Regions from separate parts of the Homo sapiens genome. Here region 1 is linked to region 2. The links are chromatin loops, found by intact Hi-C in ENCODE. Cell type or tissue: endothelial cell of umbilical vein. All regions are shown on one strand. Links, peaks and the distances in the headings refer to the core of each region. The heading gives the core; the rest is flanking DNA. Region 1 has its middle 47 kb from the start of LINC02615. Region 2 overlaps LINC02615 (long intergenic non-protein coding RNA 2615).

Evidence for each region. Peaks named below come from ENCODE experiments on the same cell type or tissue, not always from the same donor. Only the 100,000 strongest peaks of a DNase experiment are listed, where the experiment ranks them.
Region 1: a loop joins it to region 2, with 1.9 times the contacts of the local background. A loop is called at or near these places in 4 of 110 quality-filtered maps.

The regions. Positions count from the first base shown.
Region 1 is chr4:128,372,855-128,388,907 of GRCh38, forward strand. No RefSeq gene overlaps it. Among named protein-coding and RNA genes, the nearest start is that of LINC02615, 47 kb to the right of the region's middle. RefSeq lists an enhancer at 14,816-16,015. In endothelial cell of umbilical vein, for the core only: a CTCF peak has its summit at 7,196 (motif pointing right); no DNase peak of the experiment used is centred there.
Region 2 is chr4:128,509,872-128,525,924 of GRCh38, forward strand. It overlaps LINC02615 (long intergenic non-protein coding RNA 2615), which reads left to right. Exons shown (of 9, transcript NR_125882.1): 7 at 1,540-1,774; 8 at 5,986-6,127; 9 at 8,885-9,527. Among named protein-coding and RNA genes, the nearest start is that of LINC03140, 53 kb to the right of the region's middle. RefSeq lists a silencer at 6,947-7,026, enhancers at 7,936-8,080, 7,995-8,756, 8,299-8,348 and a cis regulatory region at 8,003-8,013. In endothelial cell of umbilical vein, for the core only: no CTCF peak of the experiment used is centred there; DNase peaks (open chromatin) are centred at 7,380, 8,100, 9,690 and 11,510; H3K27ac peaks cover 4,045 bases.

The DNA of each region.
Region 1 (16,053 bases), core at 2,916-10,915, 140 kb before region 2:
TTTTCTTTTCTTTTCTTTCTTTTTCTTTCTTTCTTTCTTTCTTGAGATGGAGTCTTGCTCTTGTTGCCCAGGCTGGAGTGCAATGGCACGATCTCAGCTCACTGCAACTTCCATCTCCCAGGTTCGAGCGATTCTCCTGCCTCAGCCTCCCGAGTTGCTGGGATTACAGGTGCCTGCCACCACGCCCGGCTAATTTTTGTATTTTTAGTAGAGATGGGGTTTCGCCATTTTGGTCAAGCTGGTCTTGAACTCCTGACCTCGTGATCCGCCCATCTCGGGCTCCCCAAGTGGTGGGATTACAGGCTTGAGCCACTGCACCCGGCTGGCTGTTCCTGTTTTCTAAGCAGTTTGCAAATGCAGATCCATTACTGTAGTAATAAGAATTTTTGACTAAAAAGAAGAGATTTGTCCACATCAAGTGAACACATCTGTTGTAATGAAACATTCTGACTCTGGAAATGAGAATGAGTAAAAAACCTTGTACTTTGTTCGTAAGAGAATACAGAAATTGAGAGAAGAAATTCTAGAGGAGACTCAGATCATCTTTTCAATGTGCCCGTCTATCTTCATTAGGGGAAGAACTTCAGCAAGGTCTTGCTGGGATTTAGCCCCCTGAAGTATCGAAGATGACACTTGCTGACAGTGGAGGAAACCGAGGAGGCAGCACAGAGGATGGTGTTTGTGCACAGAGATGAGAGGGGTGCAGCTTTCACCGACAAGGGGAGGAGGGCACATTCCCAACCCCAGGGAGTGTTCCATGCCAGAGACGGAAAGGGACAGCTCAGACATTGTCCCAGACCCGTCCCTGTCTCCTCCAAATAAGGAGGCCTCCAACTCCAGTTCAGGAAGTTAGCGGCTCATAAAGGATGAGTTGATTTAGAGCCTTTCCCTGTGAAGAAGCTTGGAAGAGCCAGGGTTCAAAGCCTTTGAGATAAACCAACAACTGTGCCCCTGCTGGGAAGTCATTAGTGTTTGAGGGTCCCACCCATTACTTTTGTAAAGACACATGCTTTGTGGACTTATAAATAAAACTTCAAAGGTGATGACAGTCCAGCAGCTGTGTAGATGGTTGCATCCTTATGAACTGTGGACAGAAGCTGAAGTGGGTAGGAGTCAGGGCAACTTTCTGGACAGCAGATTAAACCTGTGAGTGTGTTGCTGATTTCAGTGTTAACTGTAGCACCAATGAGAAGGTCTCAAGTTTTCCAAAGTGTGAGAGAGGCACCATGAATTAGTGGAGAAAACTGGGACTTTGGACAGCTATTAGCTGTTCTTTTGTATAGGCAAATTAACTCTGGGTAAGTCACTTCTATGAACCTGTAAAAACAGTGATAACGATATTTATTTCAGTGTTTGTGAATATTAAACTATATGATAGGGCCTAATATAATGCCTGGCAAAAAAGGATTCACTTTTAGGGTTTCCCTGCAGTTATGTCAGCCAGCCATTAAATCATATGTTAGAGCATAACTCTAGTGATTTATTCTCAGGGTGTAATATAATAATAATGAACATTTATTGAGTGTTTCTTATGTGCCAGAAACTATACTAGCTACTATGTACCTTACTGCATTCACTCTTTGCAATAAGCCCCAGTTGTATCATCCCCATTTTACAGATAAGGAAGCTGAAGCTAAGAGACAGGCTCAGTAATTTACCCTAGTTCACAGAGTTCGTGAGTTTTAGAGCCAGAATTCTCTCCTAAGTGGTCTGACCCTGGAGCACACATATCTAATCACAATATTATGACATATGTGGACTTGGTAGGTGAGGACACCAGGACTGTGGCTTTGCACTGTGAGGACCACTGTGTGGCTGGGGTCAAGAGCATGGAAGGGAACCACTTTGGCATCTGGTGGGTACCATTTTGGCATCTGGTGGGTTTATAGGTTTGTGAACACTAGGCATACAATTTAAGGCAAGGAATTAGGATCTTCATGGATGGGCTTGGGGCTGCATTCTGTGACTTTAAGTGTAGTGTAAAGGGTGGGCAGAGAAAAGGCCATTGGAGGACTGTCTGTGGTCACATGAGTGACAGCTAAAAAGGTGGCACAAAAGAGGCATTGTTGAAGTTCTTCATTATTCAAATCACAACAAGCCAGTTAAGGGGGAGGTACTATTATCACTGACATCTCATGTGTACCCATAGGCTGAAAACTGTAAGTTTAGATTAAATGGTTTTTATTACTATATATATATTTTTAACAATAAGAAGCATCTCTCCTTCTCATTGTATGTTCTCACTGTACGTTCTCATGGACCAGTGAGAACACTGGGCTGAGTAACTCAAGGAGGCTGGTTCACTCTGTCTGTGTAGTCTTATTTTGTCACAGTAGCTGCAAATTAATTGCTTTTATTGGAACAATTAAAATTTTCTTATAATTTAGCCTTTAGTTTGAGAAAGAGACTTGGTTTATTCTTTTTCCCTGAACTTGCATTTATTGATACCAAAGATATGCCTGATCAGATGGATATCAAACATCTACTTAGGCCTATTGCTATACCAGAGATTGTGCAGGATATGAAGGAAGTGCAAGCCACAAACCTGTCTTTAAGGGCATTTTAAGCTTGATGAAAAAACAATCAGAATACTACTAGCTGAGATTAATTGCTGTTTTAGGGATTAAGATCACATCTAACAAAATGGAGTTAATTGAAACACTTTATGTGGAAACTCATGAAATTTTACTGGCAAAATTATTTTAACATTTACATGTCTGAACTCTTGACATTTGTATGTCAGCCTAACTGAATGTTTATGAGCAGCAAGTGATGGTTAATAACGATTTCTCCAAAAAGGTTGAAATGTTTGAGAGAGATGAAACAAGGCTCTTTTAAAATTTAACACATTTGCTAATAGCTAGATGAGAGGATAAATAATACATAATAAAAGTAGCAATTGAAACCAATCCGTGATATTGAGAAGCAAATGGTGCTGCGTTGCCTTTATGTCACCTCAGGAAAGTCATTTGATATCTTTGGACTCAGTTAAGAACTAGAACTTTAAAAAATGTGTATTGAAAGCTTATTATTTCCTAGCATTTGCGAACAGATTTACTTATGTCATATCATTTGGTTTTTACAGTAAACCTCTAAGATATATTATTATAATCTGCATTTTAACCCTGAGGAAATTAAGGCTCATAGAAGTAAATAAGCCTGCCCAAGGTTGCATGGCTACTAAATGGCAAACCCAGAATTCTAATCCTTGATTCCCTGACTTCAAAACCAATATCTTGTTTATCTTTTATTTTTAGTTGTACATACTTATGGGATACAATGATATCCCATATCCAGAATGATACATGTATACAATGTGTAGTGATCAACTTAGTGTGTTAGTCTGTTTTCACACTGCTATAAAGAAATATCTGAGACTGGGTAACTTATAAAAGAAAGAGATTGCATTGACTCACAGTTCCACATGGCTAGGGAGGCCTCAGGAAACTTACAATCATGGTGGAAGACAAAGGGGAAAGAAGCACCTTCTTCACAAGGCGGCAGGAGAGAGAAGAGTGAAGGAGGAACTTCCAAACACTAATGAAATAATCAGATCTTGTGAGAATTCACTCACTATCATGAGAACAGGATGGGGGAACCACCCCCATGATCCAATCACCTCCCTCCCTCGACATGTGGGGGTTACGGCTTACTCCCTCGACATGTGGGGATTACAATTTGCGATAAGATTTGGGTGGGGACACAGAGCCAAACCATATCATTCTGCCCTGTCCCCTCCCAAATCTCATGTCTTTTCACATTTCAAAACCAACCATGCCTTCCTGACAGTCACCCAAAGTCTTAACTCATTTCAGCATTAACTCAAAGTCCACAGTCCAAAGTTTCAACTGAGACAAGGCAAGTCGCTTCCACCTATGAGTCTGTAAAATCAAAAATAAGTTAGTTACTTCCTAGATACAGTGGGGATACAGGCATTGGGTAAACGCTCCCATTCCAAATGGGAGAAATTGGCTAAAACAAAGGGGCTACAGGCCCTATGCAAGTCCAAAATCCAGCATGGGAGTCATTAAATCTTAAAGCTCCAAAATGATCTCCTTTGACCCCATGTCTCACATCTTGGGCATGCTGATGCAAGGGTGGGCTCCCATAGCCTTGAGCAGCTCCTTCATGGACTGGCATTAAGTGTCTGTGGCTTTTCCAGGTGCATGGTGCAAGCTATCGGTGGATCAACCATTCTGGAGTCTGAGGGACGGTGGCCCTCTTCTTGCAGCTGTACTAGGCAGTGACCCAGTGGGGATTCTGTGTAGGGGCTCCAACCCCACATTTCCCCTCTGCATGGCCCTAGCTGAAGTTATCCACAAGGGCTCCACCCCCTGCAGCAGACTTCTGCTTGGACATTCAGGCATTTCCGTACATCCTCTGAAATCCAGGCGGAGGCTCCCAAAGCTTGACTCTTGTCTTCTGCACACCCATAGGCCCAATACCATGGAGAAGCCACCAAGGCTTGGGGTTTGCACCCTCTGAAGCAACTGCTCAAGCTGATACCTTGACCTCTTTTAGCAGTGGCTGGAGCTGGCGCATCTGGGACACAGGGCACCATGTCCTAAGGCTGCACACAACAGCGGGGGCCCTGGGCCTGGCCCATAAAACCATTTCCTTCCTAAGCCTCTGGGCCTGTGATGAGAGGGGCTGCAACGAATTTCTCTGACATTCCCTGGAGACATTTTCCCCATTGTTTTGGTGATGACCATTCGTCTTCTCGTTACTTACGCTAATTTCTGCAGCCACCTTGAATTTCTTTTTGGAAAATGGGTTTTTCTTTTCTACCACATGGTCAGGCTGCAAATTTTCCAAACTTTTATGCTCTTCCTCCCTTTAAAACATAAATTCCAATTTCAGATAATGTCTCTCAAGTTCAAAGTTCCACAGATCTCTAGGGCAGGGGCAAAATGCTGCCAGTCTTTTTGCTAGAGCATAGCAAGAGTCACTGTTATTCCAGTTACCAAGAAGTTCCTCATCTACATCTGAGACCACCTCAGCCTGGACTTCATTATCCATATCACTATCAGCATTTTGGTCAAAACCATTCAACAAGTCTCTAGGAAGTTCCAAACTTTCCCACATCCTCCTGTCCTCTTTTGAGCCTTCCAAACTGTTTCAACCTCTGCCCATTACCTAGTTCCAAAGTTGCTTCCACATTTTCAGGTTATCTTTATAACAGTGCCCCACTCTACTGGTACCAATTTCCTGTATTAGTCCGTTTTCACACTGCTATAAAGAAATACCTGAGACTGGGTAATTTATAAAGGAAATAGGTTTAATTGACACACAGTTCCATGTGACTGGGGAGGCCTTAGGAAACTTACAATTATGACGGAAGTTGAAGGAGAAACAAGCACCTTCTTCACAAAGGTGGCAGGAGAGAGAAGAGGGAAGAAGGAACTCCCAAACACTTATAATGAGAACAGCATGGGGGAAACTGCTCCCATGATCCAATCACCTCCCTTTCTCAACATGTGGGGATTACAATTGGAGATGAGATTTGGGTAGGGACACAGAGCTAAACCATATCAGTTAGCATATCATCACCTTGAATATTTGTTATTTCTTCGTGCTGTGAACATTAAAATTCAGCTTTTCTACCAAAGCTAATATTTTTAACCACTTCTCCCATGTATTTCCTGAGGATGGTAGTTGGGAGTAATGTGGGCTTTTTATAGGCAGCAAACCTCAAAGACAGGGTTCCAAAATTCTGAATAATGAAGATTTGATGTCACTCATCTGGAGGTGAATGAAGCTGTTTCTCTGGTCAGCATTAGCCCCCTTGCAAACATCCCACAGGTGCACATGTTAAATCCCATGCCCTGAGCTCAGCCAGACATGGTGGACAGAGGAGACTCCTAGCACTAGAAGTAGAATCCAGTGAGAGGCCATGGCTGTGCAGTGGTGAACTACTTAGCCAACCATCTCTCCGCTGGTTTGCCGTGGCCTTTCAACTCAGATGGATTACATCTTTGGCCAGAAGTACTTTTCAGCCTCTGGTGTTTCTTAATTCAGTAGAGTATTTCACAAGCTTAAGAGTTAGAGGCATAATCAACATGTCTCAAAATCAATTCCCTCCTTCAGAGGCTACTGACTGGTTTGTTTACTTTTGGATTCTGCGGATTAAACACCATTTCAAATAGTTCTTTGAGGGTTTTTTTTTTTCCATTCTGTGCTTTTCTCTCTCTCTCTGCCCTTCTAATTCTTCCACCGTATCATCAAATGTACGCCTTTTCTGTTCCTTCTTGTTATGACCTTTCTTCCTGGTGGTCTCTGAGAGCTAGTGTTGAGTGACTTTGTGGGTGCCATGTCATAACCCAGATTCCTGCACTGAGCGGATTTCCTCATGGCTTCTTGAATGGAGATGTGCTGAAAATGCTAAGTATACCATGCAGGTATTTGACTGGGCTTCCCATGGACATACTTCAAACCAGCAGTCTCTGAGCTCTTGTGGTTCACACTGGTATTCAGGCCTGAATACAAATCAGGCCTCCATGTTCTTCAAGAGGTGTCAGCATTCATGAAAGTTGAATATGAGTGAGCCACTCTTATTTTTATAATTTCATTTAAATAATATAATTTATTATCATAAATTTACATGTTACTCTACTGCAAATTAAGCCATACCAGGCTTAGCTCCAAGCACAAAGTATACCCCTTGTGAATATTATTCTTTTCATAGAGACTCTTAGGAAGGACATAGATTATATTTAAATATTTTAAGAAGTCATTTATTTTCAGAGAATTCAGGGACTTAACCACTGTGATATTTGTCCAGCCTTCCCTAGGTCCTACAAAGCAGACAATGTCAGGCTAGATGGGATAGTGCAGTTCATTTATTTATTCATCACATTTATATTGAGTACCTCTGTGTTCCAGGCGCTGTTGCATGTTAGAGTCGGGGGAGAGTAGAGATGGACTCAGGCCATGCCTTAACTACAGATTATGTCACTTGACTCCACAGCAGAGGCCAGGTGTTCAGAAGTAAACCCACTTAGCAATGGACACAGGGGGAAATGTCTTCTCACAGAGTGACTGGTTTGACACTGAGGAGAGATTTAGGACGGAAACACAACAGAGCCTGTGGACGTTCTGGCTACTCTGGGATCTCCTGCCTTGGGGCCGCCTGCCTGAAGCCACATCTGCCCTCTTACTTAGGACTGGGGGTTCCTGCAGGTGCTGCCACCCAGAGGGCCACCAGAGGGTGCTTTCCTCTTTTCAGGTTATGCCTTTTTGAAATGCAGCTCCTCATACTTTTTAAAACTGAGCTTCCCAGGCCCTGGAAAGTTCAGTACATTGCACTGCAAGCTGAAAGACTTGATTCTAGGTGAGAGAAAGGCACAATCTACTGTGTCTATATTTCTGTGTTTTTTTCAAATGTCTGTCTCCAATGACTGTAGTCTGAAGACAAGGTCTTGTCTTGGTGCTCCTCCCTCTTCCCTGGGATTCACTTCAAGTTTGGCACATGAGGGGCCCTTCGTAAATATCTGTGAGTTTAAAGAACCAATTTGACTGCAAGTCCTAACTCCAGTTTTCAAGTGTTCTGACCATGAGAATCATCCGGGGTCAACCCGCCCTGAGATTCTTACCCAGTAGGTCTGGGGCGGGGCTGGGAATGTGATTCAGGGAAGAAGCCCTCTTGTTCTGACTTGAGGACTGCTGCCCAGCTGTTCCTGCCCTGCTCATGGCTGCTCAAGGGTAAGAAACACATCCCTGCTTCCTGGACCTGCCACTGAGAGCCCTTCAATGTGACCCAGCCAGCCTTCCCCCCCTCCCCTTCCTGTTCCTCTTCTCATGAGCATCTCTTCCTGTCACCCAGTGCTACAAGGGGAGGGAAACATTCCCAGAGATGCCTTCACCTGCTGGTCCTGAGAGGGCACCAGGGAAGATACCTCCAACATAACCAGGTCTTGGTTACCCCCCACCCCACAGGGTTGACCTCTTCTGCAGGCTGGTACTCAGGGTGCCACCTGCTTCAGTGACACTTAAATACTTAAATGAACATAGATGCTAGAAGCCACTCTGAAGTTGAGGAGGGCCTGCCTCATACACCAGAGACTTATAATATTGCCTCCTAAGAAACCTATTTTCCAGTCTTTTGAGAAGAAGATGCATGTGCATCATGATGACTTTGGTGGAGAATAACTTTTGATAAAGAGGACTCCTTTTGTTCTGTGGTTTGGCCTTGCTGGAGTAGTGTTGGTCATATGAAGAGCTTGGGACTCAGAGTCAGGTGGTGCTGCACAAACCTGAGTGAGTGTGCACTTCATTGAGTGTGTCTGTGGACACATCAGTTAACCTCTTTGAGTCTTATTTTTTTCCTACCAGATTAGAGAACAATATCCACTTCACAGGGTTATATGTAGACTTGCTTTTAGTTAGTTGTAAAATTGTCAGCTTATATTCAACGTCAATATAAGAAATAGCTTTTGAAATGTGTATTTGAAACTCTATTTATGGATGTTGTGGAGGGAGTTGTTTTGTCCATCATGTATGGTTCCTCTCCACTGGAGAAATGCTTATTTGGCCTTTATACCAGGAATAGCTTCACATCTCTTGCTGTGCTTTAATCTTATGGATTTGGTAATTTGCATAACTGACTGGTTTTCTTTGTTTGAACTAGCTGCTAGAAAGCCTAGAGCCAAGTGTGCGGTTCATCAGTATCAAGTGTGCATGTCATTATGTTATACATTTTTGGCCTCATACATGGATCAGTTTACACCGTTGCAATTTTTAAAAAAATTGCTCTCACTTTTTATTTATTGTATTTTGTGTAGTTAAGTATTCCTCTAAGCTGCTTTTATCTTTCTGAAATGAGATAGGATAAAATAAAAATAAATTTGTTACCAAATAAATGAGCAAATACATTTAAAGCAGTTTTCACAGTGCCTGGCCAACAGTGAATTATATACCACAATGGTTAGTTTTAATCTTCCTTGTAAATGAGCCTAATTATCCTCTGTGGATCCCAATTTGCCCCTCATGGATTATATTATAAAGGGTGCGGTAAGGTGATTCTCACAAGGACAAGTTTCCCAACCTGGAAAGGTGTTACTGCATTAGGTCATAGCAGGTAGAACTCTAAAACAAGCTGAGAGCCCAAATGGCCAATCTCTGCATGGAATTTCCTATAAATATGCCCAGCCTAAACCAAACGTAATTTAAGTGATTTTAATCTTTACACAAGCCTCTCAAAACACATTAAAGGAGAACTTGTTCTTATCTGCCAGCTATACATCATAAAATCTTGTTTCTTCTCCTTTCTAATTCTCTTTGAATCACTACTTCCCAACATGTCTACTGACATCCCCCCTTGTGCCCTGCATCTCCCAGCTCTTTCTTATGTAGACTGACCTAGCTTCTCTGGTTAGTCTCCCTGTTTTCTCACACCTCTCTGGACTTCTTACCCATTCTCTGATTCTGTATCATAAAAGATTTACGAATGGGCTGACAAAGATAATTCTACTTGTGGGTGGATTGGGGCATTTTCACATGCTAATAAATCTTTGCTGTCATCTAGGAACTAAAGGGCGATGAATGCTGTGTGGTAGAAGAGGAGAGAACTCTGGCATGTGGCTTTATGTCAGGAGTACACACTTGAGCTATGGGATTTGGAAAGAGGCATGTTGGGGCAAAGATGACAGAACTTTGTTCTTCTGGTCCTGCCTCTATCCAGGCTTCCCTTGCCCCAGGATAGGGGACTTTATGGAGAAGGTAACCTGGAAGTGGAGTCACGATGCGTTTGTACTGAATAGGGCTGAAGGGATTGGTGCAAAGTTAGGGGATAATGACGGAGCGAATGATCCATCCTACTCTTGGCTTCCTGTGGACTGTGTGGGAATGGCCATGCAGACTTGTCTGCCCTCTGGGTAGAGGAAGGAGGAAAGAAACAGTCTCAGATTCATTAGACACAATTTCCTGATGAAAATGGAAGTATCCATATACTACTTGTTTTTTTGGTTTGAGAAATCCAGTAAATATTAGGTTGATGCAAAGGTAATTGCGATTGTTGCCATTACTTTTAATGCCATTACTTTTAACGGCAAAAACCGCAATTAACTTTGCACCAACCTAATAGTATGTCAATGTATTGCAAACCTATATACTTATGTGTGTTACATCAACTTTAGGATCCCTGATCAAGTCTTTGGTGTAAGGATCACACTTGAGGCTGGGCTTGGTGGCTCATGCCTGTAATCCCAGCACTTTGGGAGGCCAAGGTGGGCGGATCACTTGAGGCCAGGAGTTTGAGACCAGCCTGACCAACATGGTGAAACCCCGTCTCTACTAAAAATACAAAAAAATTAGCTGGGCATGGTGGCTAACACCTGTAATCCCAGCTGCTTGGTATGCTGAGGCAGGAGAATTGCTTGAACCCAGGCAGCAGAGGTTGCAGTAAGCCAAGATGGTGCCACTGCACTCCAGCTTGGGTGACGGAGTGAGTGAGACTCCATCTCAAAAAAAAAAAAAAAAAAGGGATTACACTTGAACAGAAATAGAACCAGAGACAGGCCAAATCAGAAGATAGAGCCACAAAATTATTGACCCAGTACCACAGGATTAATTGATATAATTGCTTTGAGGCCAGGTGTGGGGGATCATCCCAGCACTTTTTGAGGCCAGGGCAGGACCGCTTGAGGCAAGGTGTTCAAGACCAGCCTGGGCAACACAGCAAGACCTTGTCTCTGACAAAAACATAAAAAATTAGCTGGGCATAGTGGTGCCTGCGTGTAGTCTTAGCTACTTAGGAGGCTAAGGTGGGAGAATTGCTTGAGCCCGGAAGGTTGAGGCTGAAGTAAGCCATGATTGTGTCACTGTCTTCCAGCCTGGGCAACAGAGTGAGACCCCATCTCTAAAAATAAATAAATAAATAAATAAATAACAAAATAAAAAATTAGCCAGATGTGGTAGTGGGTGGCCTGTAGTCCCAGCTACTTGGGGGACTCAAGTAGGAGGATCTCTTCAGCCCAAGAGTTTGAGGCTGCAGTGGGCTATGATTGTACCACTGCATACCAGCCAGGGTGACAGAGTGAGACCCTAATTCTAAAACAACAACAACAACAAAAATTTTGAATTGAATGGATGGGTTTTGCCCTCTCATTTTAGATCCCATTCTTTTTTTCACTGAATATTTATTGAGTGCCTATTATTTGCCAGTTCTGCTAAGTGCTGAGGACATTAAGATGATAAGGCACTGGCCCTTTCCTTGTAGGAGCTATCATGTAGATAGTAAGGGAGACAGACATTGTGAAAAAGGATAATTAGACCACAATATCTTCCATGCCATCATTGAGGTATGAAGAGAATGCAGTGCGACCCAGAAGATGGAGTGACTGACTTGTCCTAGGAAAGTCAGGGAAGGAGGGAACCCTGGGGCTGGGATTTAAGCATAAGGAGTTTACTCATTTGCTGAAGTTTTGTTTCCCAGATTTTAGTTTGATCACACTACCTCATAAATGTTAGAAAACATCTTCTGGCCAAATATGGTCTCAGCATTTGTTCTTTTGGTTCTGCAATTAGTGACAGACCATAGTACCATAGTAGCATCTCTGGAATGTTCTTCTGAGCCGAAGAATTTAAAAGATGTCATACATAATCAGAGATAAACTGCATTCTTGAGGCTTAGCAGATAAATGCTCCAATTTGTTAAGAAGTTTTATGGGAGACTTTCATTTTGGCCACCCAGTATTTACTTCCTGTGGCAATAACGCCATGTTAAACAAATTATGAATGGGAAAGATGATCATTCTGAAATGGGAATGTAGAAGCTCTAGGTCTGGGCCAGATGGATAGAAGCTGCTGTCACTTGGTGTTGGGAATGATTTGGACTCTGCACACACAGTTGGGATTCCCTTCAAGGTTATTGGACTACCTTAGACCAGAGGTTTGGCTTGATGGTTATGTCACCATCACCAGCGGGAAGGGCAGCATGGTGGCACCGTCTCTCAGTGGCCTTCCCGACGCCTCCAATGCGATTTCTGTTCATCTTTAAAGAAATAAAGTCTGATTTAGAGCTTTGTATTTCTTTCTTAGTGTTCGTTATAAAAGTGACCATTAAATATGAGGTTTTAGTGACTAAAACAGTTGGAGGCTACAGCTGGGCTGACAGCTTTAGTGGAGAGTTTATTTTCTTTCTTTTTTTCCCTCCTGCCTGGCTTCAGCTTTAAATTAGATTGTAATAATCATAACAAAGCTTCTCCCTGCCCTTAGTTGAAAGCACATTGCAGACCTGAACTCTTTCTGAGACTTTATTTATGACGGAATCCCACACCATTTTAGAGCTTTCATCTTCCATGTGCTCAGCATTTTATGGGTCTCCGTTTTCTGTAGCATTTCTGAAACCATGGTTCAAAACAATGTCAATTCCCTCAGGCACCAGAAAGATCTAGGAAGAGTGTGTCCCGCTCTCCTCATTGTTTGCATAGATGTGTTGACACTGTCATTGTGTTAACTCTGGAATACACAGTAAAGTGGGTTAGTTAAGGCTTTAACTAACTTTGACTAGTATGGCTTTGCAGCCTTATTTCCTGGGTATATTCCCAACTTAGGTACTTATTAGCTGTGTGACCTTAGATACCTTAGCAAACGTTTCTGTATTACATCTTCCTAGTTGTGAAGAGAGAACAATGGTAGCACTGACCTCCAAGAGTGGTTGCGAGGATTAAACGAGTACTTTCAGCACTTGGAAGAATTCTTTGCAGCAGTAAGTGCTTAACAAATGTGAGTTGTTGGTATTATCCCAGAAGTTCATGAATTGATGAAACTGGATGGTCGAGTAGTCATAAAATAATCCTCCTTTACTTGGTCTGCTTGTTTGTGCTTGCTAATGGTATGGTTAGAAGATTTTAAAGGTTAGACAACCACAGTCAATTGGTGGCTACACTGAATTATCATTTCCTGGAGACAGCAGGAGGCAGTGTAGTTTAGCTGTTAAGAGCATTGGGTTTGGAGTCAGAAAGCCTAGTCGAGCATCAGTTCTGTTTCTTACATGGCCTCTTAGTGGCTCAGTTCCCTCATCTGTAAAATGGAGCTAATTCCTCACAAGACCTTTTGCAAGAAAAATGTATGTGAATGTCTGGAGCACACATTAAATACTCAAAAAAGTTGTTGTGGGTGAGGGGAGGAGTGAGGGGAAGAGAGATTGATTTAAGGTCAGATCTGTTTGTTTATCATGAGTTCCCTGGTAACAAGCAATGGAGATGGGAGTTTGCTCAGAGCCGTCAGCATCCAGCTGTGAAAGGGAAACACTCAGGCTCTTTTAACTTTGAGAATGTTGACATAAATTACAAAACCAAGAAGGACAAATGGCAATTTGCTGCTGTCAGTATTATAAACATCAGTGTGAGGGTGGACAGTTTAGCTCAGATGAGTCATTCCGGGTCTGTCCTGTCTTGTCCAGAAGCTTCACTTGCATAAGATGGGGTACCATTGGCAGAGGAAAGAAGCAAGCTAAGGACCCAGTCTGTCTTCTTACTGCTGGAAATAGTGGCAGTGGCTGGGCTGTCCCAGGGTTTATTCACTGTTACAAGGTTCTGAAACTTTAGGGGGTATAAAACTCAAGTGGGGAACTTGTTAAAAGGGCACCTTCCAAAGCCTTATTCACAAACATTTCAATTCAGTAGGTTGTTGGTAGGGCCCAGGAATCTGCTTGTTTTCTGGCTCTCTAGGTACTTCTAACACAGGTGCTTAGAAACTACACTTTGAAAAAGACAATTCCAGTGAGATTGGGCAGAGTAAAGTTTCCGTGTAGGAGGAGCTGCCTCTGCCAGGCTTTTCCCCAGCATTATGGTTTGCTTCTAAAAAGGAAGCAAACAACCAGAAAACAAAAAAGCCAAATTTGCTTTATTTTGAGTCAAAGCACCACTTAATAACTTGTGTCAATTGTTTCTCACAACACTGCATGAAAGACTTAATATTAATTCCATTTGACATTAGAGGAGTCGGGGACTTTTGGTGCAAGCATGAATTAGAGGCAAACATTGCACAGGTTCTTCAGTTTGTCTCCAGCCATCTGGGTATTGCTAAACACATCTGTTTCTTCTCTTGGAGAGGATGCCCCAGTGTTGTCACATGATTTAAATTATGGCAAGAGTGGAGGTTCCGTTTGTCCACTTCCCTGGTTTGCAGGGATGGCTCGGGGGAGCCTTGCTTTGCCGTGACTGGCATTCATCCAGGGCCCGGGCATTTAACTCTGAATTTTGATTTGGGCATTTGCCTGGTGTGATATTCTGCCAGGGCCTTCCCAGTCTGTTCTCTGCTGTTTTGCTCCTGAAGATTTATGGCTAATGAAGGGATAAAGAAAGGTCGTGGCGAGAGGCGGCAGCATGTGGTGGTGACTCATGGTCTGGGCCTGGTGTGGAGCCAGTTTGGGTGGAACGCTCCACTGGCTGCTGTGCCTGTTTTCACGTGGCTCTTTGCCACAGCCCTGCAGGAGGCAGTTTCTTGCCTGTCTCTGGTCAGAGAGGCCTGGTGATTCTGCCTGTCTCCTGCTGTTATGGACTCAGGTCAGGGCACTAAAGCCTGGCGGCCTTTTGACAAACAGTCTCACAAATGGGAGCTCAGGAGACAGTGGGATGGGCCGGTCCTGGGAAGGGCTCCAAAGCCACTCCAACGTGGGGGACACAGTAGCAGCATGGGCCGAAGGAAGTCAAGTGAAGCTACTAGCAGGACAGGGTTTCTCAGCCTTGGCACTGTTGACATTTTGGACAAGATAATTCTTTATTGCGGGGCTGCACTGTGCATTGTAGGATGGTGAGTGGCATCCCTGGCCCCTACTCACTAGAGGTTAGTAGCCCCACAGCCCCTCTCAGTTAATGCAACCAGCAAAATCACCCCTGGTTGAGAACCACTGTGGTAGGTTGGGTTCCAGGCATGTGGCCAGGGTTAAGAAGATCCATCCACCATCCTGTTTTTATTGAGTACTTACCACGTGGCAGGCATTCTTTGCATTCATTATCTCATTTAATCCCCATAACAACCCTAAGATGAAGGAACTCTATTGCTCCCATTTTCTGGATAAGAAAACTGAAGTTTATAAAAGTAACTTGCCCAAGGTCACATAGTGTGGGGCTCATATATGTGTCAGATGCCCTTTCCTCACCCTGTGGCCATATGTAATGAAGCCATAATATGGAAGCCTGGGAGAAAAGCTGCAATGCGTGACAACAGCTGGCATGTAGTGTAAGGGGGTGCTGCCTGTTGAGCTCCAGGGCTGAGATTGAGGAGTCTAATTACAAACCCTGTGGAGATAGTTAAGGGCTTACATGAACTTGAATACCAGGTGGATGATTCAGATAGAGATGGAGCTACTGGAAATGCCATGTAGGTTGGGGGTTGGTTGCAGGTAAACTTTTACCTATGCCCAACTGTTGTCCCTCACTTGTTCATGACACTGGATCCCCTGAGATATGACTCCTGATGTGAGCCCAAATGTGCTTTTTCCACTTCAAATACTGCTCATTGGACTGGGGTCTCTCACCCCAACCTCCATTCCTCCTTAGGGACCAGCCCTTCTCTTGCCTGAATCTTAGCTTCTTCCACTGACACCACGCTGCCTTGGGTTGGGACATGCCTGAGCTATGACATGTACATTGAAATGACTAGACAACACGAGGTTGCTCGTCACCTCTGGCACAGTAAAGACCCTGGGACATGACAACTGAAGCTGGTGTGATCTCCAGTGCATGTAAAATACTTGTAGTTTATAGGAACTGATGATTCTGAATTGAATGCCAATCCTTGGGAAGGTTTTTAAAAGGAAAGATCAGAGTTTCTGATATTGTGGTTTCCTCAATATCAAAGGCACCAGGTGGAGGTGAGAAAGATGTTACCTGAAATCCAGGTGAGCCTCTTCAATGGGCTTTTTAAGGATGTTTTCCCATTAGTGGGGCAGGACAGGTTTTGGAGTGCATGATTACTTTGTAGTCTGGCTGATATCTAGAACCAAATGGGCTTCAATTTGGAAAATGACATTCACAGATAGCATTAGCTTGAATTACATGGATTTCTCCTCTATTTACACCCAATTAATTAGCACTTAAACACATGTGC
Region 2 (16,053 bases), core at 3,745-11,744:
TGAGTTTGCTTTCATGAACATAACTATTTTAATCAGATTTTATGTTTGAAATAGCTATAGATCATTCCTGATTAAGATGTTTTAATAATGACCTTTTCTAATCTCCTCAAATTCATGGTGTTGAAAACCCAATGAAAATATTTGTCCAAATAAATTACCAAAATCATGTTACAACATTTTAAAAACAATTCAAACCGTTGATATTATATAGGAAGCATCTAAAGTTCTTCCTTAATTTCACTGAAAAAATGTAATTTGAAATTTCTTGTGACAGGGCATGGTAGCTTTGTAACGTGTCCACTTGGCTAGTTGAACTGTGTCTCCCAGAAGCCCTTTCCCTATGTGTTTTCAGTCAGGATGGGCTTCAGGAGGCATTTTTGCATGAGATTTGGAGGGCAGAAGTGAAGCAGAAGCCATTCTGCTTTGTATGCTGGGAAGGTTGGAGCAAGGGCGTTTTAAGGCTCACACGTGTTGCTTTATCTGTCGGCTCACCTCATTTGCTTAGGGTAGCATCTGGGCTGGAACTGCTGCACCTTCCCTTAAATCTAACTTTGGCTTCTCCAGTTCCTGAGCCAGGTGTGTGTTTATGTGTTTAGCTCTGGGAAAAAGGGCATTAGTGTCTCCTGCAGGACACTCACTTCATCAAGGCTGGAGACAGCAAGAACTGACACTGGTTCCAGGCCATCCTTGTAGGTTACATCTTGACCTTAATCTCTCCTATTTATATGCACCTTGCCTGCTCTTGGGTTTCAAATCCAGCATTAGACGCAAAAATAATAGCGTAATAGAAACTGTTCAACCACAGCAAAGCACGGTGGCTCACGCCTGTAATCTCAGCACTTTGGGAGGCCGAGGTGGGTGTCTCTTGACCGAGGTGGTCAAGAGTTCGAGACCAGCCTGGCTAACATGGCGAAACCCTGTCTCTTTACTAAAAATACAAAAAATTAGCCAGGCGTGGTAGTGGGTGCCAATCGTCTTAACTACTCAGGAGGCTGAGGCAGGATAATCACTTGAACCTGGGAGGCAGAGGTTGCAATGAGCAGAGATTGCACCATTGCACTCTATTTAGCCTGGGCAACAAGAGCAAAACTCTGTCTCGAAAAAAAAAAAAAAAGATTGTTTAATCAGCTCCCACAGTTGCATAAGGTGAAATCCTTGTCTGTCTATCTATCTATCTATCTATCTATCTATCTATCTATCATCTATTAATCATCTGTCTTTTTCTCTATCTAGCTATTTGGATGTCTGGCCATCTTATCCCCATAAAGTTCCGCTTCTCTGTCTGAACTCTGACTTATACACAGGACAAATAAATTTCAAATCCAAATAAAATTTCACATACCAAGTATTTTTAAATTCTAGTGAAGTTTTACTGTGAAAATCTACTGTTAGAACAGTTACCTCTAGCTTGCAGGCCATTCAAGTTCATATTAGTCACAAACAGAAAAAAGCATCAATGGTGGATTAAAGAAAACTGCAAATTCTTTGATATTTTTCCCATTTAGAGGCGGGGTCTACTTTCCCTTTTCTTGAATCTAGGCTGACCTGTGACTGCTTCGGCCAACTGAATAGGGAAGAGTGATGCTGTGCTGTTTCCAGGCCTGTTCTTTAAAAGTACTTGGAAGCTTCTGCCTTGGCCTCTTTGTGCCTGAGTTGCTGTATAAGAATCTGACTACCTTGCTGGAGAGACCTTGTGGAGAAGACTTGACCTTATATGCAGAGGTAGAGGGGCCCTGGTTAGTCCAGCCATCTAGCCATCCTGTCAAAATAGCAGGTATGTGAGAAAAGCTGTCTTGATTCCTCCAGCCCAGCCCAGCCACCAACTGAATAATACCAAGTATATGTACCTCAAATGGAGGAAAAGAACTGCTCAGCTAAGTCCTGCCCAACGTCCTGACTCAGAAGATAATGACAGATAATGAAATGATTGTTGTTTTAAGCCACTGTGTTTTGAGGTAGTTTATTACACAGCAATGGATGACAGAATAGTATTTATATATATATATATATATAAATATATATAAATATATATATTTATATAAATTTATATATATTTATATATATATATGTAAAGACAGGTATTTGGGACCAATGCCTGGATTAGCACTTACCAGGAGTCCCCTTTCCCCATCTCTCCATCCCATGCTGCAGTTTGGGTTGTATTCCTTGCTCCTCAGTCACCTGGAGCATCCATTCCCCTGGAGCTCCATGAGCCCTTTGGACTCAAGAGGGCAGGGGTTTGCCCTGCAGTGCCTGCTGAAGTACATCTCCAGGTAGTAGAGCACCTTGGCCATGCACAGTGCATCTGGCAGAGCAGTGAGGGCTCCATTTTGCTCATTGCACTCAACATCTCCAGGGACTGTGGGGTTCCCTGTCAGACCTTGCTCTTCTCCATCCTCCCTCCAAGGAGCCTTGGATAAGGCTTCTAACAGCCTGGAGGCTCCAGGCAGCCAGGCCCTGCCAGACTGCCCTGAGGGCCAAGGGGATTAATATCTCACAGCACATCTGTAACTGATTCTTGGCATTCCAGGGAGTCTGGCACAACTGTGAGCAGCTCTGAATTAAATCAAGCTTCTTAATTTGTGCAGCTCAATTTTTTTTTTTATTTATTTTTTTGAGAGGGAGTCTTGCTCTGTCGCCCAGGCTGGAGTGCAGTAGCGCGATCTCGGCTCATTGCAAGCTCCGCCTCCTGGGTTCACGCCATTCTTCTGCCTCAGCTTCCCGAGTAGCTGGGACTACAGGCGTCCACCACCACGCCCGGCTAATTTTTTGTATTTTTAGGGAGACGGAGTTTCACCATGGTCTCGATCTCCTGACCCTGTGATCCGCCCGCCTTGGCCTCCCAAAGTGCTGGGATTACAGGCGTGGGCCACCGGCGCCCGGCTGGCTCAAATTTTTAAAATTCTTACTAATTTTTTATTTGCTAGATCACCCCCTTTCTATCTTGTCCTTTATTATCCATTTAATCCTATCCTTTTTTTGAAACCCTAACAGTCATTATTGTTGTGCTAATCAGCTGCCTTTGCTTTCAGATCCATTTCCTGCCCTTCTTTTATTCTACTCTGTATTACAGCCAACCACATTTCCAGGCTCCCTTGTCCTCTGCTATCTAGGTGAGTTTTGTCAGTGGAAGACATTGGTGGAAGGTTGGATGCTTCTTCTTCTAGCATCTCTGGTGGTGGCTGTGTTTCCTCCCTGACTCCAGCTCCCACTGGGTGTCATTCACTTTGTGGTTTTGGTGCTTGCCCAATGGCCTGGCTTCTGAGCCCTGCTTCTGCAGCCCAGGGAGAGTAGCAGCAGTCTGCTGTTTTTAGTGTCTGGGTTGCCACTCTTTTCCTGTTTGACCTCTCTGGGCTTCCATGACCCACATAAGTCATTAAATTCCCTCTGTCAAAAAGACTTAGGTTCCTGTTTCATGACTGGATGCTGACTGATATTGTTATTACCATTGTAACTATTATCGTTGTTATTGTTTTTATTATTTTATACTGCCAATGCCTGTTTAAATTTACCCATGTGTTTTCAAATTACTTTGATCACCTTGCATTTTGCATTCCACTTCTATACTTTTGGTTAAAGTTTTCTTCTTTTTGCAACATATCCCTAGCATTTATTTCTATAAAGGTCTGTGTTTTAGATAACTTACAGATTCAAAATTTTAAAATATGGCTTTTTGTCATTTACTTAAGATCTGTATGCAAGAAGAAATGAAAAAGATGAACAGGTAGAGTCCAGGACTACCTACCACAGCTCAGGTCAACATTAATTTTATGATTTAATTAATTCCATAAATTCTCTTTTCTGTATGAATATAAGGTTCCTCCCTCCCTGTACTCACACATCTACCTCTTCTAGGAGTTGCCTTGGGATCCACAAAGAAATTGAGGTGGTCCAGTACTCATAAGCCAACAAACTTCAAAGGAGAGTCAAATGTACATTTTCAAAATAAGAGTACTGAAAAGCATTGAAATAAACACACAAAAAGAGATTCAAATGTACATCTTAAAAGGAGGAGGAGATTCTTTGAAGAAGTAGGGGAATATGACGTTGAAAGTCTCTGAAGAGGTTGTGATAGTTGTTTAAGGGAGTAGAACATTAAAACATTTTTGTCTGTTCAATCTTAATTTTTAAAAATGATAGCATAGAGTTTGGCCAATTATGGAGGGGCTGATTTCATCACTATCAATGAGCAGTAAACTTTCTTGGTCTTTTATTTGGGGAATGTATTTATTTTACTTTCACTTTTGAATGAGACTTAGCTGATGCAATGGACTGAATTGTGTTCCTCCAGAATTTGTATGTTGAAGCTGTAAGGGCAAATGTGACTGTATTTGGAGGCAGGGCCTTTAAAGAGGTAATTAAGGTTAACTAAGGTCATAAAGATGGGGCCTAACCCAATATCACTGTCCTTATAAGAAGAGACACCCGGGATGCATTTGCACAGAGAAAAGGCCCCAGGAAGACACTGCAAGAAGAGGGTGCTCTTCAAGTCAGGGAGAAACCAAACCTACTAACACTTTGATCTTTGACTTCTGGGCTCCGTAACTGTGAAAAATAAGCTTCTGTTGTTTAAGCCACCTAATTTGAGGTATTTTGTTATGGCAGCCCTAGAAAACTAAATACAGCTGGGTATAGAATTCTAGGTTGATGATTTTGCTTTTATAGTATTTTTATAATATTTTGAGATGTGTGTCTTTGAAGTTCTGCAGTTGCATTATATTGTGGCTTGCTTTGGATTTGTTACATTTAAGCTTTATTTATCCTTCCTGGAATTCATTACAGTTTTTGAACTTCAGGATTCAAGTGTTTTAATCATTGATGAAAACATTTCAACCATTATCTCTTCAAGTATTGCCTGTCTTATTTTCCTCTATTTCGCATTCTTGGAATTAAATCTGTTGGTTCTCCTTTTCCGTCTTCCATGTCCCTTAATCTTCCATATTTTCCAGATCTTTATATCTCTGTGCCTATTGAGTAATGTCTAAAATCTGTTTTCCAGTTTATAAATTATCTTGCTATATCAAATCTGCTATTTAACCTACTCATTTAAGTTTTCAATTTCCTTGACATATACCTATGTGAATGGGTGGGTTTTTACTTAGACTACCTTTTCATGTAGAATATGTAGACTACCTTTTCATGTAGAACCTAGCTTCTATGCAAGGTTCTCAATTCCAATTTCCTGTCCACTTGGGCCCAGTGCTTACCTCATGTTTCCACATGAGCGTGAAATCACAAGCCCTTGGGTGAACAGAATCAGTAATCACTGGTCGGGTGCAGTGGCTCATGCCTGTAATCCCAGCACTTTGGGAGGCTGAGGTAGGCGGATCATGAGGTCAGGAGTTTGAGACCAGCTTGGCCAACATGGTGAAATCCTGTCTCTACTAAAAATACAAAAAAAAAAAAAAAGTAAATAAATAAAATTAGCTGAGCATGGTGGCATGCGCCTGTAATCCCAGCTACTTGGGAGGCTGAGGCAAGAGAATTGCTTGAACCCAGCAGGTGGAGATTGCAATGAGCCGAGATCACCCCACTGCACTCCAGCCTGGGTGACAGAGCGAGACTCCATCTCAAAAAAATTAATAAATAATAATAATAGTCACCCTTCCACCTCCATAGCACAGCTACGTCATGAACTGACACCTTAAAACTTTGTTCTGTTTTCAATTATCTCTTGGTTTCTGATGCCTGGGTATTTCTTTTTCTTTCTTGAGAGCTTAAGCATGAATATAAAACATTTCAAATTTTATATTTTATCCAGTATTTCTAGCTTTTTAATAGTGAGATTTATCTTACTCTCCCATTTTATTAAAACAGAAAGTCTTGAGTAACATTTTAATACTGAGAAAAAAAGCCTCATTATTAGTTTTAGAAAAAGAGAGACAATCTGTGTTGTTCTGGAACCAAGACAAAGTTCTAGAAGATTCTCTCTTGATCCTTAAACAGCATAGAAAAACCAGGTAAGTTGACTATGTTCACGTTTAGGAGTATGATGGCCAATGGATCCAAAACCTATCCTATATCTACATGTTGGTGGCCACATTAATCTGACATCTGACAGCAAGAGCGATGATTGGGTTCACTGGAAATCTTTGTGAAGTACGAGTGAAGTCCTTGTGAAGTCAGAGTAAGTATCAGAACTTTGAGTTCTAGTCTTGGCTCTAGACTGATTCAAAAGGTCAGGGCCTAATCAATTTACTCATTAACTTATAATTGTAATTAATTAGATTTTATTAATACAAGAATAAAAGAATTGTCCAGCACCTACTAAGCCAAATCCTAGAGATATGGAGAAGCAGATAAAAGTTGCTGCTTTCAAAGAACACAGTTCACTAATAGGAGACTGGCTTGGAATCATCTATTCTATAAGTGAAATTTTGATGGATTATTGTTGAGGTGCAAAGGATGGAGCAGTCAGTTGAATCTTGCTGGGGGAATTGTAATCAGAAAGCTCCGAGAATAGTAAACGAGAGTTTTGGAGGCCTAAGATCTTGGAATCACATGTGTAGAAGGATATTTAAGGTGTGCAGGCTCCTCCATGAGTAGCCCCAATGCCTTGAGTGGAATGGATGCAAAGGTACGGACTTCTTGCATCCTTCCCAGGATATCAGGAGGCTTAGAGCAATATCTGCAAAATGTTGGCGATTGCTGAAACGCAGCGCTACAGCATCCATGGGGTCTTGCCCTTCTTCAACCATTCAGTAAATAGCACTCAGTAGAGATTCTGGCTGAGGATGCTTGTTTTCAAAACAACAGCCCTGAGCCAACCTTTTTAAGTAGTTCCATATGTTTTTATGGAGAGTTTATGGATTGTGGCCTTCGGAATTCTTTTGTTTATCACTGGGAATTCAAGTCCTGAAAGCTGCTAACTAACCATGAGGTCTGCTGGTTATACAAGCTGTTGGACCTCTTAAGGACGTTGACATAAGGACCACTTTCTGTGAAATAAGAATTAGTGGTTTAAAAAGAGTGCACTTAACAGTATCATGTAAGTATCAGTTTCTGTATGTCATTACTAGCCAGGCTTTTTTTAAAAAACTGGACTGTGCTGCCTTGTGTGTACATTTAAATGAGGCCCTTAAAGGGAAATCTGAGCAATGTCTTCAAACAAAGACTTATAATCAGAAGGGTCTTTTTAAAAAAAAAAAAAAAAAAGAATAACTATCTTCAGCAGACCTAAAACCAGGATGGAAAGGTGGATACTTCCCCACCTGGGCCCCAAAGCAGGGCCCTTCAAAATACTGAAGGTCCAGCATTCCCTGGGCAATTCTTCCTCCTTCTCTGTCCTCCCCACCCCCATCAATACCCAGCTTGCAGTGATATTCTTTTACCCTTTACTAATCTAATGCCAAACACATGTAGGTTCTATCCTGTTTCCAGGAAAGAGGTTTCCATGAATTGCCTCATCAGCCTTACTAATAGCTACAATATATGGAGCACTTTGTGCCCAGCACTCGATTCCTTTTATACTTGATCTCTTTTCATCCTTTCTTCACAATAGCCCCATGAGGTGGGTGCTATAATTATTTCTAATTTTACAGATAAGGAAACCAAAGCTCAGAGAGTCTGAGCAATTTGCTTAAAGTTGCTTAACAGCTGTATTAGCCTACTACTTATAATTCGACTACCTGTGTCCAAGGCTACATAAATTCAGGTCGCCTGACTCAAAGCTCTTATTCAACGTGCTAGCCTCCTTCCCACTAGATCTCATAAGATCTAGCTTGATCTCTAAGGCTCCATTCCAGCTTGGAAGAACTATGGTTCTTCTCCAGTGTCAGTTGTGTTGCTGTTCATGTTGTTTTCATGTAAAACAATGTAAGAAAGAGGCTGATAATCTCCCTCCATGAAACAGTTCTTCACACATTTAAAATCATCCATGGCTGATCATAAATGCTTCTCCAGAGAGTGAATGGTCATGGCTGGTGCAGAAGGGTAACACTCTGGAAAGGCGGATGTGAGACCTGGCAGCTCTGCCTGGGTACACATAGCTTAGGGCTGACAAGTGAGTCAGCAGAAGTGAGCAGACAATACTGCATTGGGTTTTAACGTGATGAGTCAGCCTTGCTATCTGGCCAGCTTCAGTGCAGCCCCCTGAAGTTTTAACAGAATATTAATTGCCCTTTCACTTCCCATTCCACACAGCTGGGTGGGATTGCTACCAGCCACACTGTTGAGAAGTTACACATTTTAGCCCAGCCTAGAAAGGTTTCCTGTGGTGGGTGAAATGACAACATGCACAAAGGTCAAACTCCAGATGTGGGAATCTGACCTTTTCTCCTCTTGGGGAAAACATTGCCTCATTATAATCTCAAAAGATTTTTGGTACAGGTTTAAGGCTAGAGTCTACTGAAAGATCCAAACTCCTCTAACATAGAGGATGCCAGCCTGTTTCATGTAAATTTATCCAAGGCTTTGAGACCACCTACAAAATTCCTGAGCCAAGGGACCAGGGAATGTAGGCGAATGTTTAGGCATTTCTGAAGGAGGGAGCTAGACCTAGAAGTTGCTGCTTGCTCCTAGAAGTTGGAAGGCATTTCAAGATGAGGAATGAGTTGTTTCTGGATTGATGCCTTCACTGGCTAGAAATGCCAGCGGGTGGTGGGAAGAGTACATGGCAGGATGATGAGGAGTTTCGCATTCATTCATTCATTTATTCATCTGTGTATTCATTTTACAAAAATTCATATCAGATTTGCAAAATTCACTCACAATACACTCAGAGATAATAAAAAATGTAACAACTTTTTTTATTAACTGGTGGAATATTTCTCTCAAATTTCCACCACTGGACCCCAGAGTGGGAATTCAATTTTAGCCCAATCTTGTAAACTTAGTTCCAATGTAATTATCTAGGTTGAGCTAAAAGTTTCTTTTCATCTTTCAGGTTTCCTCTTCATGCCTCTACTCCTATGCAGTTTGACCTCTCAGTGTGCAGCTGGTGATAGATGGAAACCCTTGTTCATAAGCTTTGTGGCACTGTCGGCAGGATGAGGGGACTTCTGGATCCTCACTGGTCACTGTGGCAGAGTGGTTGGTGTTGTCTGCTCCCTAGACAGGAACCCACTGAAGAATCTGACATTTTTTGATATGCTGGCATTCATTGTTACAGCCCATCATCCCAGCCATCAATCCAGGACATGGGGTCTGTGCCCACGGTGGGAAGGAGGAGGGGGAAGCTGGCTTTGTTCTGACGTTGGGCTTCTTCTGCTCCACCAGTACTTTCTGTGGGGGAAATAGGTAAAGAAATGGCTGTTCAGATGAGAAGATGTGTCAGTAAACTTTTGCTACAGTGATGCTGCAAAACAAATCACTGGTGACTTTCAGTGGCACACAGCAATAAACATTTATTTAGCTCAGGGATTGACAATCTTTTTTTTTTTTTAAAGGGCCAAATAGTAAATATTTTAGGTGTTTCAGGCCATACAGTCTCTGAACTCTGAACTTGTAGCACAACAGTAGCCTTAGATGCTATGCAAATGGAGGAGCATGACTGTGTTCCAATAAAACTTTATTTATGGACACTAAAATTGGAATTTCATGGAATTTTTATATGTTAAGAAATATTATACTTTGATTTTTTTCAACCACGAAGTTGAATGGTCTGTGAGTTTTTTTCACAAGTCATACAAAAACAGATGGTGGGTCAGACTTGGCCCATGGCCATAGTTGGCTGAACCTTGATTTAGCTCATGAATCTGCTCTGGGTTGGGCTCGGCTGCTCTGCGCTGCACTCATCTGCAGTCGGCTGTGAGTTGGCTAGGCAGCTCTGCTGGTGGTGCCAGGGCTCATTCACATGTATGGGGATTGTTTGCCATTGGCTGGTCCACAGTAGCCTTGGCTGGGATGGCTGCGGCACGTTGGCTCTGCCGTGTGAGTAGCCAAGCAGGTCAGCCTGAGCATGCTCTCTTAGCAGTGGTGGAGACACATGAATCTAAGTGGAAATGTGCAAGCACTTTCAGAAACCTCTGCCTGAATTATGTTTGCCAACATCCCATGAGACAAAATCAGTCACTAGGCTAAAGCCACAGTCAGGTGAGTTGGGGCAGAATGCCCCTCAGATTGAGAGGGCACTGCCAAGGTACATGGCAAAAGTGATGGATGTGCTGGAGCCATTAAGACACTCAACCCACCAAAGGACCTAAATTGGGGATAATTTTTGTTTGTTTGTTTGTTTGAGATAGGGTTTCACTCTGTCACCCAGGCTGGAGTGCAGTAGTATGAACACGACTCACTGCAGCCTCGACTTCCCAGGCTCAAGTGATCCTCCTGCCTCAGGCTCCCAAAGTGCTGGGATTATCAGCATTAGCCACCACACCCAGCCAGTTATTTTATATTTGACTTTTTATTTTCTTAGAGATGAGGTCTTTACTCTGTCACCTGGACAGGAGTGCAGTGGCACCATTTTAGCTCACTGCAGCCTCAAAATTCAGGACTTAAGTAATCCTCCTGCCTCAGCCTTCTTAGTAGCTGCGACTACAGGCATGTGCTACCACATCCAGCTCAGTTTTTAAATGTTTTGTAGATTTGGGGGTCTTACTATTTGCCCAGGCTGATCTCAAACTCCTGGGCTCAAGTGATCCTCCCACCTCAACCTCCCACAGCGCTAGGATTACAGATGTTAGCCACCTTGCCCAGCTAAGAATTTAAAAAATATTCTACTTGTGATCCTTTCTCATGTTGTGATGCTAGACCAGCTGGGGTATGATTGTGAAACATGTAAGTGGGGGACACAGACATGGTGAAACAAATAAGTGTGATCAGAGAGGGGACAATGTGTGTGCAAAGGCACAGAGGCAAGAAAGAGCTTCTTTTTGGTGAGACAGTGCTAGGTGGAGTGAGTATAATGGTTGGAGAGGAGAGTAGGGAAGAGCGGGCAGACTTCAGAGTGGATCTGATAAAACTCAGTAGTATTTTGGTTGCAACGGGCTGGGTCATGTCTGAAGAAGCAGCCATTTGAGAATGAGCAAAAATGAGGATCCTGGTTTTTAAACACCTTAGCAGTAGTGTGGTCCTGTGGTAGGGATGTGCAAAGCACTGGACTGCCCGCCTCCTTTTTCTGTTCGGTGAAGGGTGGGGTGAGGAAGAGCGCTCAGAGTGCACAGATGGATTCTCAATTCAGGGTGAAACAGGATTTTAGATCCAGTTTCCTTTTATAGTGGTTTTAGAGCAAAGAATCAGGGACTCTGCTGTTTTCTGGTATAAAATGAGAGCAGCCATACACTTCCTATGCCCTTGAATCAAGATCAGACAATTCCAGGGAAGAGCTAAGTTTTAACCTTTGATCTCTAGGGGTAAAGTTTTTCTTTACTTTCTCCCTCCCTCTCTTCCTCCTTCCTCTCTTCCTCTCCACCCCTTCTTTTTTGTTTACGTTTTGAGCTGAATAACAGGGGAAAATGGGGCCTGATATACTACAAACTCCAACTAGAGTCCTTGGCATCATGGAAAATTCCTTGACTTGTTTTGCAAAGGTTGGCTGCACCATGAGATTCCATTGTTTCAAAGTGGAGTCATGTATATGACATAGGTTTTGCATTAGGACTCTGGGGGATTTTCCTTATGAAACAAAATGTGCAATCTGCTTAGTTTCCCAGTGGCAAAGCAGAAAACTAGATCTATTTGTTATAGAACTTTACGCTTCAGTTTTCCCCTCATAATTACAGATGTGACTTTGAAGCTCACTGCAGCAAATTCAATGAGACCTTACAATTTAAAATGAAAATAAAATATATTTAGAATGAAGCATCATAGGTTTAAGAATAGAATACTTTAAAAACGCAAAAAACAAGAAGTTAAATGTGTATGTTACCTAAATGTTAATGGGTTTCCCTTTTCCTTATCTCCTAAGTCCTGCTGTCCAAGATCCCTTGATTCTTTGCCTAGAATCAATGATGTCATTCAAAGGGAATGTTTGGAGGCACTGTCCTAGTTCACCCGCAGCATTTCAGATGGCATTAGCGTCACTAGGAAAACAGACTTGAAACCAGGTTCAAGAAGAATAATAATTTGCATTTTGCTTTTATAGTTTGCTGTCTTCCCCTCTAGATTATCTAGTTTAAAAAGGAACTTTCATCATCCTTGAAGTTCTATGTTGATCAGACATTTTGTCCCTATTATTTCCTCTTTCTTCACATTACGTCAATGAGAGAGTTGAGAATAGGTCTGAAAGAAGTCAGGTTATGAGCTAACAGGATACTGGGGAGTGATACATTAGAGGCGGTCAGTTCTGTGAAAGATGCTATTGATGCTGAGTGCGTCTGCCTAGGTGGTCTCATCCAGAGTTTCCATGCCACAAATACGCTGCTGACTCCTCAGTCGCTATTTCTTCTTATGCCTTAGATCTCCGTATTCGAACCATTGTCTGACATCATGAGACTGTGCATGTCAACCTCAAACTCTTTGTGGCTAAAAGAGGTTCTGCATTCACCTGACCCCATCCCTACCCTTCCCAGATTAGTAAATAGCACCACCATCCACTCAGCTGCTTCCTGGAAATCTTCGGAGTCACCTTCATTCCTTCCTCCCTTCCTTTATTTCATACCTCACCTGCAATCCATCAGCAGGTCCTGCAGCTGCACATGGTATCCCAAGCTGATGACTTCTCAGCACCTCCTGGCTGCAGCCCAGCCAAGGCATGTAGCATCCTTCTCACTGGCCTCTCTTCCTCCCCCATAGCCAATCTTCGGACCACAGCTAGAAATATTTTTTTCAATGAGTGAAGATCAACCTACTCCCCTGCTTCAGCTCTTTTTATGTTTCCCTTTTCTCACTTAAAATAGAATGTAAGCTTCTTACCCAGGGCTACAAGGATACACAACTCAACCTTCCTCCCATTCCCCACTCAGCCTCTATCTCTACCTACACTCGCTGTCCCTTGACCTTCCAAATGTACCGTGTGTCAAGGCTTTTGCTCTTGCTGCTTGAAATGTTCTTTGAGAAAATCCCTGCCTTTTTTCTCAGCATTCAGGTGCCAGCTCAAATATCAGACCCTCAGAGAATCCTTCTCAGATTATCCTAGCAAGAGCAATAATATTGTCCCTGCTCCACTCTGTTTGTTTTTTATTTTTATTATTTTTTTTTTTTGAGATGGAGTCTCTGTCACCCAGGCTGGACTGCAGTGGGGTGATCTCGGCTCACCGCAACCTCCACCTCCAGGATTCAAGCAATTCTCCTGCCTCAGCCTCCTGAGTAGCTAGGATTACAGGCTCACACCACTGCTCCTGGCTAATTTTTGTATTTTTAGTAGAGACAGGGTTTCACCATGTTGGCCAGGCTGGTCTCGAACTCCTGACCTCAGGTGATCTGCCCATGTCGGCCTCCCAAAGTGCTGGGATTACAGGTGTGAGCCGCCGCACCCGGCATCTATCTGTTTTAATGGTTATTTTCTTCTTCACACTTAAAATTCTTCAAAATACCTGCATGTTTATTGCCTGTCTTCCCTACTAGAATGGAAACTTCTTGCAGACGTGGATTTTTGTCTTGTTCATTGTGGTGTGCCTCGCAGCTAGACAGTGCTTAGTACAACACAGGTACTCAATAAATGTTTGCTGAATTAATGAAAAAACACTAATAAGGTAGGATTTACCTTGATGATCTGGTTTTTTAAAAGCCCGCAATGAGTGTTGAATTCCACCAGGTTCAGCTACCCTTCTTCCATTTCTAGCTCATGAGGCCCAGGCCCATGTTGCCGAGCCCTGGTTCCTTCTGGTCTGTACTCTCATCATCCCCTCTGGATCAGCACTACCTCCACCAAATACTTGTCCAGCTCCTATTATATGACAGGTGTTGTTCTGAGCCTCGGGAGACAGAACTGAATAAAATGCACACAAGCATCTACTTTCACAGAGCTTATATTCTATGTTTTGGCCCAAATCTACCTTTGTACCACACAAACATGATAGAATCAGCTCTGCATCAGGGTGGCCTTGATGGGAATTGGTTCAGACAGTTTACCAGTTTCTCCTATTTGTCAGAAATGTAAGGGGTTCCTCAACTGGATTGCTTGGTTGTCCCATAAAAGAAAAGTGAAGCGGAGCCTGGCCTAGGATAATGCCAGGATGGCCTTAAGAATGGAGTACAAATAGCAAAGAAATGGAATCAACCTAGGTGCCCATCAACATGAATTAGATAAAGAAAATGTGGTATATATATATATATGCCATAGAATACTGCACAGCCATAAAAAAGAATGAAATCATGCTCTTTGCAGTGACATGGATGGAGCTGGAAGCCATTATTCTAAGCCAATTAGTGCAACAATAGAAAACCAAATAACATGTTCTCGCTTATAAGTGGAAGCTAGACATTGAATACACATAGACATAAAGATGGGAACAGTAGACACTGGAGACTGCTAGATGAGGCGGGAGGGAAGAGGACATGGGCTGAAAAGTATTGTGATAGGTACTATGCTCACTACATGGGTGACAGCTAATTTGTACCCCAAACCTCAGCATCATGCAATATACCCGTGGAACATACCCCTTAATCTATAATAAAAGTTGAAAATTTTTTAAAAAAAGAAAGAACGGGGCACAAGCAGGAGAACAACAAGGTCTGCTTGGCACCCACTCAGGGCCTCGCCCTGCTAGCAGCTGAGTCAGCCCTGTTTAAGAGTTATGGGTGGACCTAACGCAGTGACCCAGGCATAGGCATTCCAGCATCTACTTCCTGACTGGAGAAGGAGGGCCTTGGCTGGCCCAGGCTGGCTAAAGCTGGCCGTCCTGGGTTTGTCTTGGCTGTCTGTGGGCAAAGCTGCATTTTAAACTTGAAATAATGGTAAATTCACTAGTAACACTGTTAGAGACAATGTTTAATTCGAAAACTCCTGTGCAGTCCAAGTAAATTAAATTATGAGGATAAAGTTTCCATCTCAAAGAACAACTAACTGCTAGGATGACTTCCAACTTAAAAAAAAAAGAAAAAGAAAAAGTACATTCACCATATTTAGAATCACTTCATTGTCCTAAAGAGTCAACTTTTTCCTACAAAAAAAAAAAAAGAAACATTCACTTGACAATATCCCATGAGACCGCCATTCTAGGGAACCTGAGTGATAGAGTGGCAGAGTCCTCTGAAGTCACCCCCTTTTCACCTGCACAGGCTGACTGTTCCATGGGCCCTACCCCACGACCACCCCCTCCTTGTAACTTCACTGCCTGGCAAGTTAAGCGTGATCCTAAGGGCTGAGGGAAGTTCTGGAATTTAGGGTGAATGAGAAGTGTATTCCCAGATGAGCTGCTCCTTGTAAGTGATCAAGCTTCCTAATATTTTAAGTATTTGCCGGGTGCGGTGGCTCAAGCCTGTAATCTCAACGCTTCGGGAGGCCAAGGCGGGAGGATCACTTGAGGTCAGGAGTTTGAGACCAGCCTGGCCAACATGGTAAAACCCCATCTCTACTAAAAATACAAAAAATTAGCTGGGTGTGGTGGTGCACGCCTGTAATTCCAGCTACTCAGGAGATTGAGGCAGGAGAATCACTTGAACCCTGGAGGCAAAGGTTGCAGTCAGCCGAGATTGCCCTCTGCACTCCAGCCTGGGTGACAGAGTGAGACTTTGTCTCAAAAAAAAAAAAAAAAAAAAAAAAAATTTAAGTATTTGTCATCTCCCTTGAGACAGAGCAGATTAATAATGGAAAAGTGCGGGGGCGGGGGGCGGGGTTCTCTCTACGTCCTGCAGCTACAGTCAGAGCTCTTCCTCTATATTTGCCATGTCACAGCCACTTGCACATAGAAGTCCCAGTTGTCCTGAATACCAGTGTGCCCTTCTCAATCTTAGGTTTGAGATACTGGTGTCTGCTGTAGGCTCTTTCGCCTTGACTTTGGTAGGTTACCTCTGAATAGTCCTTTATAAATAAAACAAAAGGAACACTACCTATGGTGGCTCTAGTTTTAGAAGGAGGGCAGATTCATGGCTTACACTTGGAGACGCTAGATTTCCTTAAGTTCGTTGTGCTTTTTAGTAATTGCTGAAATGTCTCACATAGAGGCTAAATTCAGTCACTATATTACTGAGTGCCTAAAAATTTGGCTTTATGCCTTATTTTTAAATCATAGC